Regions from separate parts of the Homo sapiens genome. Here region 2 is linked to region 1. A link is a loop called in an ENCODE intact Hi-C map of the cell type or tissue named here. Cell type or tissue: IMR-90. All regions are shown on one strand.

Region 1 (8,000 bases):
AAGAAACTTTCAAAACTTAAAAAATATCCATATAACTTTTATATCAAAATAAAATTCAGAAAATTAGGCCACATGGAAACAAAATAATGTAAGTCCCCCATTTGAGAAGAGAAACTATGAAATAAAAACCATGAATTTCTCTCTAAGCAAGAAATTAATTTTAGTTAAATAGAAATTATGAAGCAAATCACTTGGACCTAAAATTATTTTATTTATCTACTGTGCTATAAATTGTTTTCTCATACTGAGAAAAAGCCAAGCAATCAGTAATTTGTATGACCCGCCAAGCTAAGCAAATAACAGATTTATTTTGCTATGTAATGAGGTTGATAGAACAGTTTCAAGTCAGATTACATTTGACTATGCTCTGTTTCTATTACATTTGCCACTTAATGGTAGGAGATAGAGATTCTCCTCTTGATAGACTGTTTTCCTCTCCAATCTGTGTTTGCCCATTGGAATTGTTATGAAACATGTTGTGGATGTTTGTGAAAAGCATGGTCAGTGTAGGAGATAGTTCACATACTATGCTTATTAATCAATTCAGATAAGACTCAAATTAAAATGAATTTGGAAGCTTCTTGTTTATCTTCTTCCTAAAACTAAGTTCTTTATTTTTCAGCTCCACAAAAACCTTAAGAAAATATGTGGTGTTTGAGAGAGAGGCTCAACCTGCTAACTCTCATCTTTTAAGGTTTTAGTAAAAGTCCATCTGACAGTGTTTAAACCTGAAACATAATTTAAAACTTTGTTTCTTCTAGTCAATTCTTCTCAACCACTTTGAACAAATCAGTATACCTACCATATATATTGGCAATTTTCTGTTTGATCAAAGATTGAAGATATCTGACTGTTAGGATATATATTGCTTGTGATGGAATAAACAAAAAACATGATTATGAATTGAGTTGAATTTACCCTAAAGTCATATCACCAAATTGAGGTTTATCATTTCTCATCGTGACACTTTTCAACAGTTCTCTGACACCTTTGTATAGATTCAACTTCTCTTAAATACACTCTGTCAAATGGGCATAATTTTTACTTAAGCAAATGGAAAAAATACTTAAAAGTAATATATTAAATTTAAATAAATTTAGTATAGTAAGTGTGTTACATTTACATATAATTTAAATATATGAAAGTATATTATAAATAAAATATTAAATTTTAATATAAATATCTAAAAAGTAATCCATGAAGTCTACAATATATTTTGTTTCTATAACATTGAAATGTGGAGACTGATAAAAATCCATGTTGTCATTTCTTCAGTTTTTCCATTATAAAAATTTTACAGTAAGAAAGACTGAACATTAATTATAAATTAGAATATAAAATCAAAGGTTAAATCTATTTTCACCTAACGATATCAATATCTGGGGCCTTCATTAGTATGTTCACTATATAAACATCTGGTTGGTTTGATCAGACTCTGTGATTTTGACTGTAAACAAGATTCCAGGAGGTGAATTATTACACTGGGTACATTTGGCATGGGGTTGGGAAAATTTGAGAGATTTGGTTAATAAAATATTGTTTTGTTCAAAATGTGGAAAGGAAATGCAGATCATATTTGTAATAAAATGTAAGGTAGAGTACATGTGGGACCACAGTTTTTAAATACATTTGATGATGATTTTCTTTCTTTTGCTCTTCAGAAGCCAAGGGATACATAATTCATGTTTGGAATCTTACGTAGGGTGTAGGAACACTAAGTTCACAGAAAAGGTGGTATTTGTGCTAAGAATTTCTCTAATCCAGGTTAGTTAATAGGAATCAAAACAAGCTCACCCTGCCTTTTTCCTTTTCTTTCTTCCTTTTCTTCCTTCCTTACTTTCCTCCTTCCTTCCTTCATAAACTTTACTTTTTTGGAAACTGGCCTTGGCCTCATACGGGTTAATAAAATGTCAATTTACAAACAGCTATACTTGTTTATTCTCCCAAACACTTCCAGTTAAAAGGCTTTCTTATAATCACGTTTTCACTTTTCCTTAAACCATACTAAATTTTATCATTTCCAATCCCCTGCAACCTTTGAGGAGAACTAACTTTTTGGAATTTCCCTAAGGTTTCAATGAGCAACAAATGTCTTCAGGAGAATATGATGCATCATATCTATTTAGGATGTGCCAGGATTCTCCTGCTGATGAATTCTCATAATTCTAGACAAAGTTAATAGAAGAAGGGAACTCCCCTTGAGAAAGGAATAAATGGTGGAGAGTGATCTGAACACAAATGGTACAGTTCAGTGCAATTATGTCTAGAGTTCTCTACTGGATATCAAGTACAACTGTCATTTGGTATTTCAAAAACATTCACAGTACACATGGTTGGTCTAATGGGAAATACATTATTCATTTGCCAAAGTTTGATTACTATTTGAAATCATTTTCCACAAATCACTTATGTGAATTGTAGAAAAAGGTATGCAGGAGAGCAAGGTATACATGCCAGATTAATTTTCCATTAAAAATAATTTATGCTTCTCTTGTGACTTAAGTAATAACTTCTAAGAGCTGTAATGTATAAAACATTACAAGCAAGAGTAAGGATTCCTAATACTTCTTGATTTACTTAATTGAAAGTTCTTTTTATCTTGTTTATAGTCACTAAATAGAATAATGTCTCATGTTACTTAACTTTGAAATGAGGATAATACTAGCACCTTCCTCACTGGTTAGTTATAAAGATTAAGTGACTTAATACATGTGAAATAATTAGAACAATGATAGAGATTAGCCCCCCAATAAATAAAAGTTATAAAAATATTATCTGCTATGGTCATTAAAGCTGTTAATAAATATTCCATTTCTTTCTTCTTTCCAGACAAGATGATTGCTCTTCCCCACCCCTTTCATGTGGGGTGATTAGATTTGGAGGTAGAAAGGAAGCATCTATTATAAATTCCAGGAGCATTTATTGGATGACTAGGTAGATAAAACTGGTCAACAAAGAGCTGAAGAAATGATAAATTCAATTTTGGACACAGAGTGTTTGTGAGTATTTGTGAACAATTGGGTGGAATTGTCTGCTATGCAGTTGGTTAAATAAGTCTGGGGCTAGAGGCAGATTTGGAGTCACCAGTTTATAAGTGACTGTTGAGTCATGGGTTAAAAGAATCACCCAAGAAGAGTTTGTGGAGAAATCTTGATGAGTAATGTATGAGGAATAATGTTGGAAGATTTTCAAAACTTGGGAGGTAACTAAGCAAGGGTGAGAAAGAAGACTGAAAAGGCATGGCCAAAGTTAGAAAGAAATGCAGAAGTAAGTGACATCATAGAAGTCAGTACAGAAAATAAAGTTTAAAAAAAATCCCAGAGCCAAAGAAAATATTGAGTTACTGCCTAGGAAAATAGTAGCTTTCAATGAATATGTATAGTGTTCAATTTATTCTTGCAAAAGTTTATATTTCTTAATTTCATCTGTAAGAAGACAGTGTCTGTTTTGAATATGTTACCATTTAAAGTGCATAACCCCCTGGCTGGATTACAATTCCAAGTTGTATCTAGTTGTAGAAGCAGACTGTAACACAAGTAAGAGGGTTAAAGAAAGAAATTAATATTAATGGTGCAGGTTTTGTGGCAAACATTTTGAGATTGAACGTGTGAAGTTTCAGAATTTCTCATCTGCTATCTAAAGAGGCTAAATCATTTTGCGTTGAATGGATACAGATACAGTTTTTCATCTTCATAACTCTGACTGTAAAGATAATATGACTGTTCTAGATACAACAGTGGTTGTCCATGAACTAATGCTCCAAAAAGCACTTCCCTATAGATATGAATCACAAGCCAATTGCTTCAAATATGAGGAGTGTGGTAAAACAAATGCATAAACTCTGCATTTCTGATGCTATTTTTAAAAGTAATTTATCACTTGTGTTTTGTTACCTGAAACTTAGTTTATATACCATGCCACCATGGGTTTATTGATTTGGTCTTTTTCTCACATTAAATGGAATATGTGATATTCAAGATACACACACACATACACACACAAACACACACACACACACTTTTCTTCAATGAACAGCTTAGAACTAGAGGAACAAAATTAGTTAATTAAAGAATACCATATGTAAAAATCAACTCGTTAGATTAAAGGCTTAAATGTAAAACCTGAAACTATCAAAACCCTGGAAGATAACCTAGGAAATACCACTGTGGACATAGGCCCTGGCAAAGATTTCACGACAAAGATGCCAAAAGCAATTGCAACAGAAACAAAAATTGACAAATAGGACCTAATTAAACTAAAGAGCTTCTGCATATCAGATCCATCAACAGAGTAAACAGACAACCTACAGAATGGGAGAAATATGTGCAAACTATGTATCTGACAAAGGTCTAATATTCAAAATGTATAAGGAACTTAAACAAATTACAACAAAAAACCAAGCAACCCCATTAAAAAGTGAGCAAAAAACAGGAACAGACACTTTCCAAAAGGAGATATACATGTGGCCAAGAAGCATATGAAAAAATGCGCAACATCACTAATCATTAGAGAAATGCAGATCAAAATCACAGTATGATACCATCTCACACCAGTCAGGATGACTATTATAAAGCAGTAAAAAAATAACACGCTAGTGAAGTTGTGGAGAAAAGGGAACACTTACACGCTGTTGGTACAAGGGTAAAATAGTTCAAGCATTGTGGAAAGCAGTTTGAAGATTTCTCAAAAAACTTAAAATGGAACTGCCATTCCACCCAGCAATCCCGTTATTGGGTAAATACACAAAGGTATAGAGACACATGCATGCACATGTTCATCACAGCACTATTCACAACAGCAAGGAAATTGAGTCAACCTAAATGCCCATTAACAGTAAACTGGATAAGGAAAAGTTAGTATATATACACCGTGGAATACTATGCAGCCATGAAAAACAAGAAGATCATGTCTTGGCTGCAACATGGAAGGAGCAGGAGGCCATTATTCTTTTTTTTTTTTTTTTTTCTGAAACGGAGTTTTACTCTGTTGCCCAGGCTGGAGTGCAATGGCATGACCTTGGCTCACTGCAACCTCTGAGGAGGCCATTATTCTAAGTGAACAAATACAGGAACAGAAAAACAAATACTGCAGGTTCTCACTTGTAAGGGGGAGCTAAACACTGAGTACATGTGGACAGAAAGAAGGGAACAACAGACACTGGGGCCTACTTGAGGGTAGAGGGTGAGCGGAGGGTATATTTACACCACAGAAATTGGCAAACACTGTAAATTGGAGTTTCCTTTCCTTTTTGGGGGAAGAACTGGTTTACCAGTTAATATAGTTTGGCTCTGTGTTCCCATCCAAATCTTATCTTGAATTGTAATCCCCACATATCAATGGAGGGACCTGATGGGAGATGATTGGATCATGAGGGTGGTCCCCCATTGCTGTTCTCATGATAGTGAGTGAGTTCTCACAAGATCTGATGGTTTATAAGGGGCTCTTCCCCCTTCACTCTCTCTTCTCTCTCCTGCTGCCATTTGAAGAAGGTCCTTGTTTCCTCTTTGCCTTGTGCCATGGTTGTAATTTTCCTGAGGCTTCCCCAGCCATGTGGAACTGTGAGTCAAGTAAACCTCTTTCCTTTATAAATTACCCAGTCTCAGGTATTTCTTTATAGCAGTGTGAAAATTGACTAATATACCAGTGCACCACTGCTTTTAATTCCAGGGTAAATCTAAAGCCAGATAACCACTGATTTTCTCCTTATTAAATGTATATAAGGACTGCTCAAGTGATGCTGACAAACTTTCCTTCAGTGGACTGAGAAGAAGCTGATTCCAGTGGACTGTGAAGAAGCTGATTCTCATTTTGTTTGCAAACCTGGTGTTTGGGTACATCGTTTTGTGTCATGTAGGCCAATATTTTCTGGGAGAACTGTGAAAGAAACTAGAAACAGATAATTTTATATTTTTCCTATGAAAAAATAGCTGACTGGATTAACGTCCTTTTGACTTAACATTTCCAGGCAACAAAGAGTGACTGGAAATGAACTTTTCTAAAGCAAATTCTTATAAAGATGCCTTAAACTGTTTGTTCCTAGTTTTTAACAAATGACAGTTTCCTGCTTTCATTGTCTTTGACAAATACACTGCCAATCACAGCAAGACTGTCCATCAATTTTCTCAAATGGGCAACAAGCACAACTAGCTGAGTTCTAGTGGAAACTTACCATAGAGTAGCTATGTGATATTGAAAACCTGAAGTTTCTAGTTTTTATATTAAATGGAGTAAATGGTATCTCAAGCATCATGCCCATTTATCAAAAATTAATATTCTGGTTAGGAGTCATTTAGTAAATGATATGGTTTGGCTGTGTCCCCCCCCAAATCTCAACTTTAATTGTATCTCCCAGAATTCCCATGTGTTATGGGAGGGATCTGGGGGAGGTAACTGAATTATGGAGGCAGGTCTTTCCTGTGCTATTCTTGTGATAGTGAGTAAGTCTCATGAGATCCGAAAAGTTTATCAGGGGTTTCTGTTTTTGCTTCTTCCTCATTTTCTCTTGCCACCATCATATAAGAAGTGCCTTTCACCCCCCGCCATGATTCCGAGACCTTCCCAGCTATGTGCAACTGTAAGTCCAATTAAACCTCTTTTTGTTCCCAGTTTCGGTTATGTCTTTATCAGCAGTGTGAAAACAGACTAATACAGTGAACTATATGAGAAACTTAGTACTTTGAAGTCACATTAAGAAATTTAAATTTTTATAAATACACACAAAACCAATATATTTGTATCTATACTGAATAAATAACCCCTGTCCTTACATAATTTATATTAACTTTGGGAAGCAAAATTAATGAACACAAAACAATTAGCCAACAGTGTAATCCAATCACATTTAAATTATCGACTCCTATATTCAAACTGGAGATCTGTCTAAGAGGGAAATGTGGAGAACAGAAGATAGCTTGGCAAAGGTAGTGAAACTGCAGCCAGCCCTGAAACAATGCATAGGACTGTTTTTGGTTTTTGTTTTTCTCCTTTGAAGGTCTAGGGTAGGGCATTAGAAATGGGAAAATAGCAGTAAGGGAAAAAAAAGAACACCGTGTGAATACAACAGACTCAGGTCAACAGGACTGTGAGTCAACAGGCCTTGGTGTGGAGGTACCCTGGAGAGCAATGGGAATGACTTGGCCCTCCAGAAGTACATTTCAGCCTCCTTTGTACTGAATTCTCACTTCTAGCTCTGGAATCTACATTGTGAAACTATCAAAGAAACTAACAACTACTAAAACCCCCACCTGTATCTGAATGCAGCTGGGTTTACCTCAAGAGCCACACCCTTAACTTAATTAGGGGAATAGGAACCTAAATGTTTTGAGGACTGTTAGTGAATAAGATATCAATATTAAAGAATAAATTAGCAAAGAATAAAAGAACCACCCATTAGACCAAGGGAAGGGAAAAAAATGAAGAAAGGATGATGGCAGATAGTTTTTAAAAATTATATACCAAATCACTGAGGTTTTCTAAAATTTAACATTTAATTGGTGATGTGTTATTAACAAAAATTCCTTAAAATATGCCTGAAAGGTGAATCTGTGACTATACTTATTGGATATGCCTAAATATGATTTTTAGTGTAATTATAACTTCTGACTCTAAAACATTGCTAAGTTGTGCCAGACACTACTTGAAACTTCACACTTAACACTCATTCTAAAAGTAACAATAATACCTATAGGCACTGATTCCCAAATAAACATTATTATTTCTCTACTTAGAAATTCTTATGATTCAAATACAAATAGTTTAACAGATTGTATTTTATGTGTATGTGTTTTCATGACAAAAGCAACTACACTTAAATGTGCAAAAACTCTACTCTGGGTGATTTGCATTCTTATATCTCATTATAGAGTTTCCTATTTGAATTTCCATCTGGTCCCTAATATCTTTTTGTGTTTATTGCTTTAATGAGATAATCTTGTTTTACATACCTAGATTTCATTACTATTTGGCAAAAACATTCTCTACCCTGATTTTACTCTCATAAA
Region 2 (8,000 bases), 230 kb before region 1:
CTCTAAGCATGAATTCCCAAGTTGCACAATAATGCTAAGTGCATCATCCTAAACATATGCTGTTGTTTGTGTTTTCAGTTTCTGCTTATGATAGCTATAGTGGTACTGATGCTTGGGTATCTTCTAGGAGAGGAAGCTGGTGAGCATTATAAATTCTAGGGACTCCTGATGGTTGTCTATCCCTGGGCTCTGCTGCATGCCTAGTGGCGAGGTAGTATAGGGGAAAGGTCACCAACTGAGGAACCACAAGGGAAGGATTCTAATTGCAGTTCTATCAGCAATTAGTTTGGGGGAAATTATTATACCTCTCAGAGCCGTGATCTCTTAAATGTGAATATTAATTTTTATTATTTCACAAAGTGCTCATTAAGATAACAATTGACATCTGTGAAAGTGCTTTAGAAAAAAAATGTTTTGTGAACAACAGATACCCACAAAAGCAACTGAGCCACAAGATCACAGAGCCCATAAAGTGACTCAAAGTGTTTCTGGATTGCTACCATCTGATCCCATTACTTAGCTATTTTTCAACTGACCTGCAAGCTTCTTGGCTGGGGCCCAGGACTACATTTTCCATAGCTTAAGACCATCATATGTAGGATAATAAATTGAATCTACAGATTTTTTTGATGGCACACAAGTGTTTGCCTCTGTTCTCCTACAACTTTGTAACATTTCTGCCTTTCATCTTCACTATGCTCATCTATTTTTATATTTACATATGACAATACACTTGCTTCAACCTCAGCTTTAGTCATAAAAATCTACTGTTCTCTCCCATCTATAACCTTCCTCCAAGTAAATCCACATGTAAAACAAGTTTCTTTCTCTCTCTCTGGTATGACGTACTTCTTCAGCCCTGTAAAACTCAGTGCAAACATCCATCTTCTAAATGAAGTCCTTCCTAATTGATCCAGGTGCATTTACCATGCACACTTTTTCATCATGCCCAATGATGTATAATACACAGACACACCTGACATACATACACACATATTTCTTCCCTTATGCAGTTATACAAGGATGCAGTGGTTTCCTTCTGGAGATCTAAACACAACACCTCTTCAGCCTTCCTCATTCCAAATAAACTCACTCATAGAAAGCTCTAAGTCAGACACAGACCAAATGAAAAAGCCCAAAAGTGGGAGGGAATAAGCTAGGGAAAAAGGAGAGTGAGGACAAATCTTAAACGACTTCTCTGGTCAGATACCTATAAAAAGTGAACTAGCCATGAAACAGCTACAACCTCCCCTAACTCAATGCTTTGGGTTTTCGTTACCATCTGTGCCCCTGTCATCACCAGAGAACAGTCTCTGACATATATCAGGTTACATACCCTGCAGCCCCACAATAACAACATTAACCGGTGTGTTTTAGGCTTTACAGTTTACAAAGGCTTTCTCAGACACTATCCCATATGCTGATATGACTATAAGATTAAACCAATGGGAACACTATCTTATTTGAGAAAAAAATTATCACGTATATCTCTATTTATATGCAAGTTGGGCTTCCTGTCTACAAATCGTGTAAAGGAAACTGTTGGCTTTACAGAATCAGGTATCTGGTAAGTTGCAAGTTGTGTAAAGACAGTGAAAAAGGAATCTATGTGATAGTGCATCAGCTTAGGAGATGGGATTTTCATTCGGCTATGCTCCCAAGAAAACCCACAAGCTGAATTTCAAACTGGTTGGGAAAGGTAATTTCAAAACCATGCTGCACAAAGAGCTAATATGACACAACTCTAGGTACTAGGATTATAACAAATTAAATATAATAGTGATTGAGGATTGCCAAGCCCTATAGGTGGACAAAGCAAAAGGCAGTACACTTTCAAAATTCAGAGTGAGATCTATACATTTTAAATAAACCTCAAACAAGCTTCCAATTCTATGAAGCAAAATTCTCTGTACAAAATAAAGTTTCCAGTAGAATCTGCATGGCAAATAGACAAATAAGATCAGGAGATTGTCAACCCATACATATACTAATGAAGACATAATCTTCTACCTGTAGAAGTTAATGAAAACTTCCCCACATAAAGGTGAGAAACAAATAAAACAGATTTGTTTTTCTAGAAAATATAGTGTATATATTATTTAAATAATATTTAATTTTAAATATTAACTTAAAACGTGCTCTCACAAACATAGGGAAGTCAATTCAAAGGAGAATACTCTAATGTTTTTGCTAAAAACTCACTTAAACTATTGGAAAGCTATTATTTTTTGTTGTAAAATAAAAAAAAACCCTGGAAGTCCACATCATGGTACTTCAAGTTTTATGTTGTTCATCTATCCCTTTCTTGGGTCATAATCTTATCAGGAGTTCCCTCAGTACTTGGGATTCAAATACATATTCTATCAACATACCAAGTTGGCGTTTGGACCTTTTTGAATTCCAGCCCTGAGGAAGATCCATGAATGCTACTATCTGAATCTTGTGTGTATGCTTTTTAAATGGGAACAACACAGTTTTAGTAATCAGAGTGGAATAAAGGAAACAATAGCAACAGCTGGCTTTGCTCTCAAGAAAAAAAATTAAATGGAGTGATACAAAAATCATGCAGCATCTTGAATGCAAACACATACACCATGGATTTATGCTGAATATGGAAAGCAAGGTAAAAGAATAGCTGGATAGTAAACTATTGTGAGCAGTGAAAGGTGACATCCTTTTAGGAAAAGGCAGTTTTAAGAGAACATATTTTATTAAGTATAAGAAATATTTTCCTCCATGAAGGATTTCATAGAGAAAAGTATAGAATAAAGATTAGAAGAACACAGGTAAGAATATAGTTTAGTAATAGAAAGAACTTGAAAGGAAAGGTAATATAACAAATACAGACCTGGCTAGAGTAGCAGCAGAAGATGGAGTGAACTGAAATTATCTAGAAATAATAACATCATAGAAATAAAGCTTAATAGAATAATGAGAAATGAATATAGCACTTAAATGTATTCATAATAGCAGACGGAATAAATCAGAGTTGGAAGGAAAAAGAGAGTCATCAGCATCTAGATGGGAAGTAAAGCCACAGGATTGGGAACAATAACATAGGGACAAGGGGTGAGGAGAAAAGAGAAGGTCACCAAATGAAGCAATCTAGTAGAACTTGAACATTTAGGAGTGACTCTAAATCCAGCCCATCTTTAAAATTCTGCTCAAATTCCATCTCTTTCACCAAGTCTTCTCGGAACATGCCTGGGTTCACAGTCAGTTGTTTTTCATTTCATTCTTGTTCGGTGGATGACTCCTCACATCATTGTTAAACTCTCCTCTTCATTTTTGAGGAGCTTAGCATACTATCTTCCCCACTATACTGCTCTTTGAAAACTGGGTTCAGAAGTTGTATTCATTTGCATTTTTCATGGCAAATAATTTAATTCTACAAGCAGAGAGGTTATCCAACAAGTGTCTGTCATATGGACAACCAGATCAACTTATTTTGTTTGCAGATAAATTGCATTAAAATGAGTAAAATGACTTACGATATCATGTAAGAACTAAGTACTAGATTGGAAGGAAAAGGCCACTCTTTTTTGTAGCCTCGAACCACTGGGCTGGGGTTGAGAGTAAATCAGCCTCAAAGGAAAAGTTTAGGTTAGTTAAACCAAAGTGAAGGCAAAGAAAGAATATAAATTAGAAAAAGTTGAAAAGATAATGCGGGAGAAAGTAAAATATTTCTTAATGAACACAAATACTGGGAAATCAGTAAAAAATGTCAAGGGTTAATTTTGTTGGCCAAATATGGAAAATAATATAATCTCCAAGAATTACAACTTAGTAGTAAGAAGTTCAGGGACAAACACAATCAACACAATTTCACATTGATTTTGCATTGCTGATTTGAAGTAGTACCTTGGGAATTGTGGTTCTAAATCTATTTAGGTTCTTTACATAGTTTAGGTATCAAAACACAAAATAATGTTTGCTCTTTGTTGTCTGAGGGCAACTTTATGTTCAAGGAGTTCCCACAAAGAGCACATAAAATCTTAAGCTGTTGGAAAGATAATTCCTGGTAGATATGGGTCTTTAACAGTAACATGGATAGCTGTGTGACTGGCATCACTCAATCGATATTATTCCAGACACTTTGAGAAGCTTGGTGGTTAGGTCACAATTATGCACTGAATTGTATCATAAGTGCTCATTTTTTATCTTCACTAGTAAAAAAAAAAAAATGCTTTTTAAAAAATCATCATCAGCCTTGGAATGCACTGTTTTATGATGCATAGCATTTAGGAAACCTCAAAATTACATGTACTGAGAGGGAAATCAGATCGTCTCACTTCAGCAACTGAAATTAAACCCCTCTTCTTTTTTCCAACTAAAAGCCATAGTTAATGTTCAATTACTTGGCTTTGGGTTGATGATCTGGATCTGTTTCTCCCATTTCTGAGAGAACTTTATATATTCAGATCAGTGCTTCACCTTTCTATTTTGCTTTCTGCATTGTTGAGCAAACCTAACCACCGAGGGACACTTAATGCCTGGCAGTGTGATTGACAGAGACTCACATTTAGCACTTACAGAGATTGTTCCAACATTATGTGGACTACAGTGAGCATTTATTTTTAAAAATTGTGAAGGCATAGAAAACAACAGAAGCTAATTCTTTTTTAAAATGTTGTAAGAACACTGAATGTAATACTTATTTTATAATACCTTTCAGAGAGGTAAATTTACCCTGTAAGTTTAAGAATTTTATTAGTCTGTTCTCACGCTGCTAATAAAGACATACCCGAGACTGGGTAATTTATAAAGGAGAGAGGTTTAACTGTTTCACAGTTCCACATGGCTGGGGAGGCCTCACAATCATGGCAGAAGATGAAGGAAGAGCAAAGGGGTGTCTTACATGGCAGCAGGCAAGAAAGCTCGTGCAGGGGAACTCCCATTTATAAAACCATCAGATCTCATGAGACTTATTCACTACCAGGAGAACAGTTTAGGGGAAACCGCCCCCATGACTCAATTATTTCCACCTGGCCCCGCCCTTGACACATGGGGATTACTACAATTCAAGGTGAGATTTGGGTGGGGACTCAGCAAAACCATATCAAGCATGTAAATTATATGACAATTAAAATAATTATAAAATTATATTGATCTGCCTATTTACTGATATGATGTCCTAGGGAAAACACTGAGAATATTTGAGAATATTTCCTTTCTTATGGGTTTTAAATACAAAGTTTTAAAGGAAATTTTATTTTTATTTTTTTATTATACTTTAAGTTCTGGGGTACACGTGCAGAACGTGCAGGTTTGTTACACAGGTAGACACATGTCATGGTGGTTTGCTGCACCCATTAACCCATCATCTACATTAGGTATTTCTCCTAATGCTATCCCTCTCCTAGCTCCCTATCCCCCAACAGGCCCCGGTGTGTGATGTTCCCCTCCCTGTGTCCATGTGTTCTCATTGTTCAACTCCCACTTATGAGTGATTTGGTATTTGGTATGCGGAAAACCAAATATGTGGTATTTGGTTTTCTGTTCTTGTGTTAGTTTGCTGAGAATTATGGTTTCCAGCATCATCCATGTCCCTGCAAAGAACATGAACTCATCTAAAGGAAAAATATTTAATCTAGTTTCCCTTAACATGTTTTTAGGCCTTAATGTCTCTAGTTTAAGCGTCTTGTGGTATTAAATGGTGGACACACATTGATATCCATTTTAAACTCAGATGACTTGGATCCAAGCCTCATTTTCTATTTATATTTATTAGATCAGACCCCTAAATCCTTTGGACTATAAAATAATTATCTGAAAAATGGGAGTTCAAAATCTCTACCTACATCACAGAGTAGATTCAACAGAGATAATGTTACGTGAGAATATTTTCAAGTTTTAAAGTACTGTTATCAGTTGGTACCAAAGGTCATATTTAGACATCTGGTTCCAAACAAGATGGTGTAGACCCAATTTTCCCATTTCCTCCTCTCCAAATACAGCTAAATACCCTGGAAACAATTCAACAGACATTCACAAAAGACCCTGAAAGGTGGAAAGAAGAAGGCAGGAATTAGGAAATGAACCACAGCAAATGTGTAGGATTTTCTTTTCTCTCCCGTATATCTTAGAGAGCACACCAGGAAGACCTTCAGCCTGGAATGGACAACAGGCATCAACAAACAACAAAAGCAAGAAAACAAAAGAGAAAAGCCTACTCTCCCTGGCCGAAGGGCAAGGAAAGGGGGAGAGTAACTGGGACGTGGGGGCAGCCTTTTTCCTGACCCATACCTAGAAGCAGTGTAGGTTCCTTTAACCTATAAGTGGTGGCATCAGTAGATCCCAGAAAGGGTAACACATCTTGTGTCCATAGTGGCAGCTGGAAGCACCTGCACTGGTGATGTCAGTGAACCCCTGACATCAATCCTGGTCAAATTTGGAAAATAATATAATCTCCAAGAATTACAACTCTGTAGTAAGAAGTTCAGGGACAAACACAATCAATACAATTTCACAGTGATTTTGCATTGCTGATTTGAAGTATTACCTTGGGAATTGTGGTTCTAAATCTGTTTGGGTTCCTTAAATAGTTTTTGTATCAAAACACCAAATAATGTTTGCTCTATTTTGTCTGAAGGCAACATTTATTATCAATTGGTACCAAAATCCCATATGGGTGACCCATCCTCTTCCCCGTACCTGCCTATATCATGTGGGCAGAGATAAGAGGCCAGAGAAAATACTTTCCATCCTACAGATCCAGTGTCTAACATCCCTACTAGTAATAACAGGTGACCTAGGGAAGTGCTTTCTGTAACTTGCAAGTGGCACCAGCAGGAATGTATCAGGAGCTCCCAAGTCAGGAGAACTAAGCAGACCAAAAATAGCATTGGGAAGAGCTCTGCAAGCTAAATGCATCTGAAACCACAGCCTACGAAACAGGCCAGAACCTACATACCAAACCAAAACAGGGACATTCTTGGCTAAAATGATAGATTTTATTTTAAATGTCCATTTAAAAATGGTCTGTATAATGAATGTCCAGGATAAACATAAATATAGGCCATGAGCCAGGAAAAACAAATTGGATGAGAAAAGACAATAAACTAATCCCGATAATCAAGAAAAATCAAGTATCAAATTTATCTGACAAGGATTTTAAATCAGCCATCATAAAATTGCTTTAACAAGCAATTATGAATTCTCTTGAAACAAAAAATCTCAGTAAAGAAATGGAAGTTATGAAAAAGTACTAAATAGAAATTACAGAATGGAAAAATAAAATAATAGGAATTAAAATCTTGCTGGGTGGGTCAGTAACAGAGTGGATATAACAGGGCAGAACAATGAAATTAAAGACAGATCCACAAAGTTTATTCAAAAAATTCAAAAACTTGAAATTGTTTCTAATTCACCAACTTGGAAGCAATGAACCAATTCCTATAAAACTATAAACTACCAAAACTAACAAGATGAAGTGCATAACCTGAATAATCCTGTAACCATTAAAGCAATTGAACTTGTAATTAAAATCCTCTTGAAAAAAATCCCCAGGACAGTTGTTTTACTGGAGAATTTTACCAAATATTTAAAGAAAAAATTGACACCAATTTTACACAATCTTTTCCAGAAAACAGAAGATGAAGGAATGCTTATCTACTCATTTTATGTGGCCAGTATTACCCCGATACCAAAACCAGATAAAGACAGTACAAAAAAAAATTACAGACCAGTATTTCTCAATAGACACAAAATCACAAAACATAGACACAAAAGACATAGACACAAAACACAGACACATAGACACAAAAATCCTCAATAAAATATTACCAAGTTAAATAAAACAGTATATGAAAAGAATTATTTACCATGTCCTAGTTGGACTTATCCCAGGTATGCAAGGTTGATTTAATATTTGAAAATCACTCAATGTAATCTACCATGTCAACAGCTTAAATAAGAAATATCTTATGATTATATCAGTTGAAAATAGTCTATGTAGAAATTACAAGAAATCTACCAAAAAATTTCCTGCAAATAAATGA

What was found. A loop is a pair of places that touch in the nucleus more often than their neighbours do. Peaks named below come from ENCODE experiments on the same cell type or tissue, not always from the same donor. Only the 100,000 strongest peaks of a DNase experiment are listed, where the experiment ranks them.
Region 2: a loop joins it to region 1, with 31 times the contacts of the local background. A loop is called at or near these places in 1 of 110 quality-filtered maps.

The regions. Positions count from the first base shown.
Region 1 is chr7:78,699,832-78,707,831 of GRCh38, forward strand. The region is part of intron 2 of MAGI2 (membrane associated guanylate kinase, WW and PDZ domain containing 2); the gene reads right to left. Among named protein-coding and RNA genes, the nearest start is that of MAGI2-AS2, 310 kb to the right of the region's middle. In IMR-90, no CTCF peak of the experiment used is centred here; a DNase peak (open chromatin) is centred at 3,160.
Region 2 is chr7:78,472,712-78,480,711 of GRCh38, forward strand. The region is part of intron 6 of MAGI2 (membrane associated guanylate kinase, WW and PDZ domain containing 2); the gene reads right to left. Among named protein-coding and RNA genes, the nearest start is that of DDX3ILA1, 490 kb to the left of the region's middle. In IMR-90, no CTCF peak of the experiment used is centred here; DNase peaks (open chromatin) are centred at 510, 960 and 6,860; H3K27ac peaks cover 160 bases.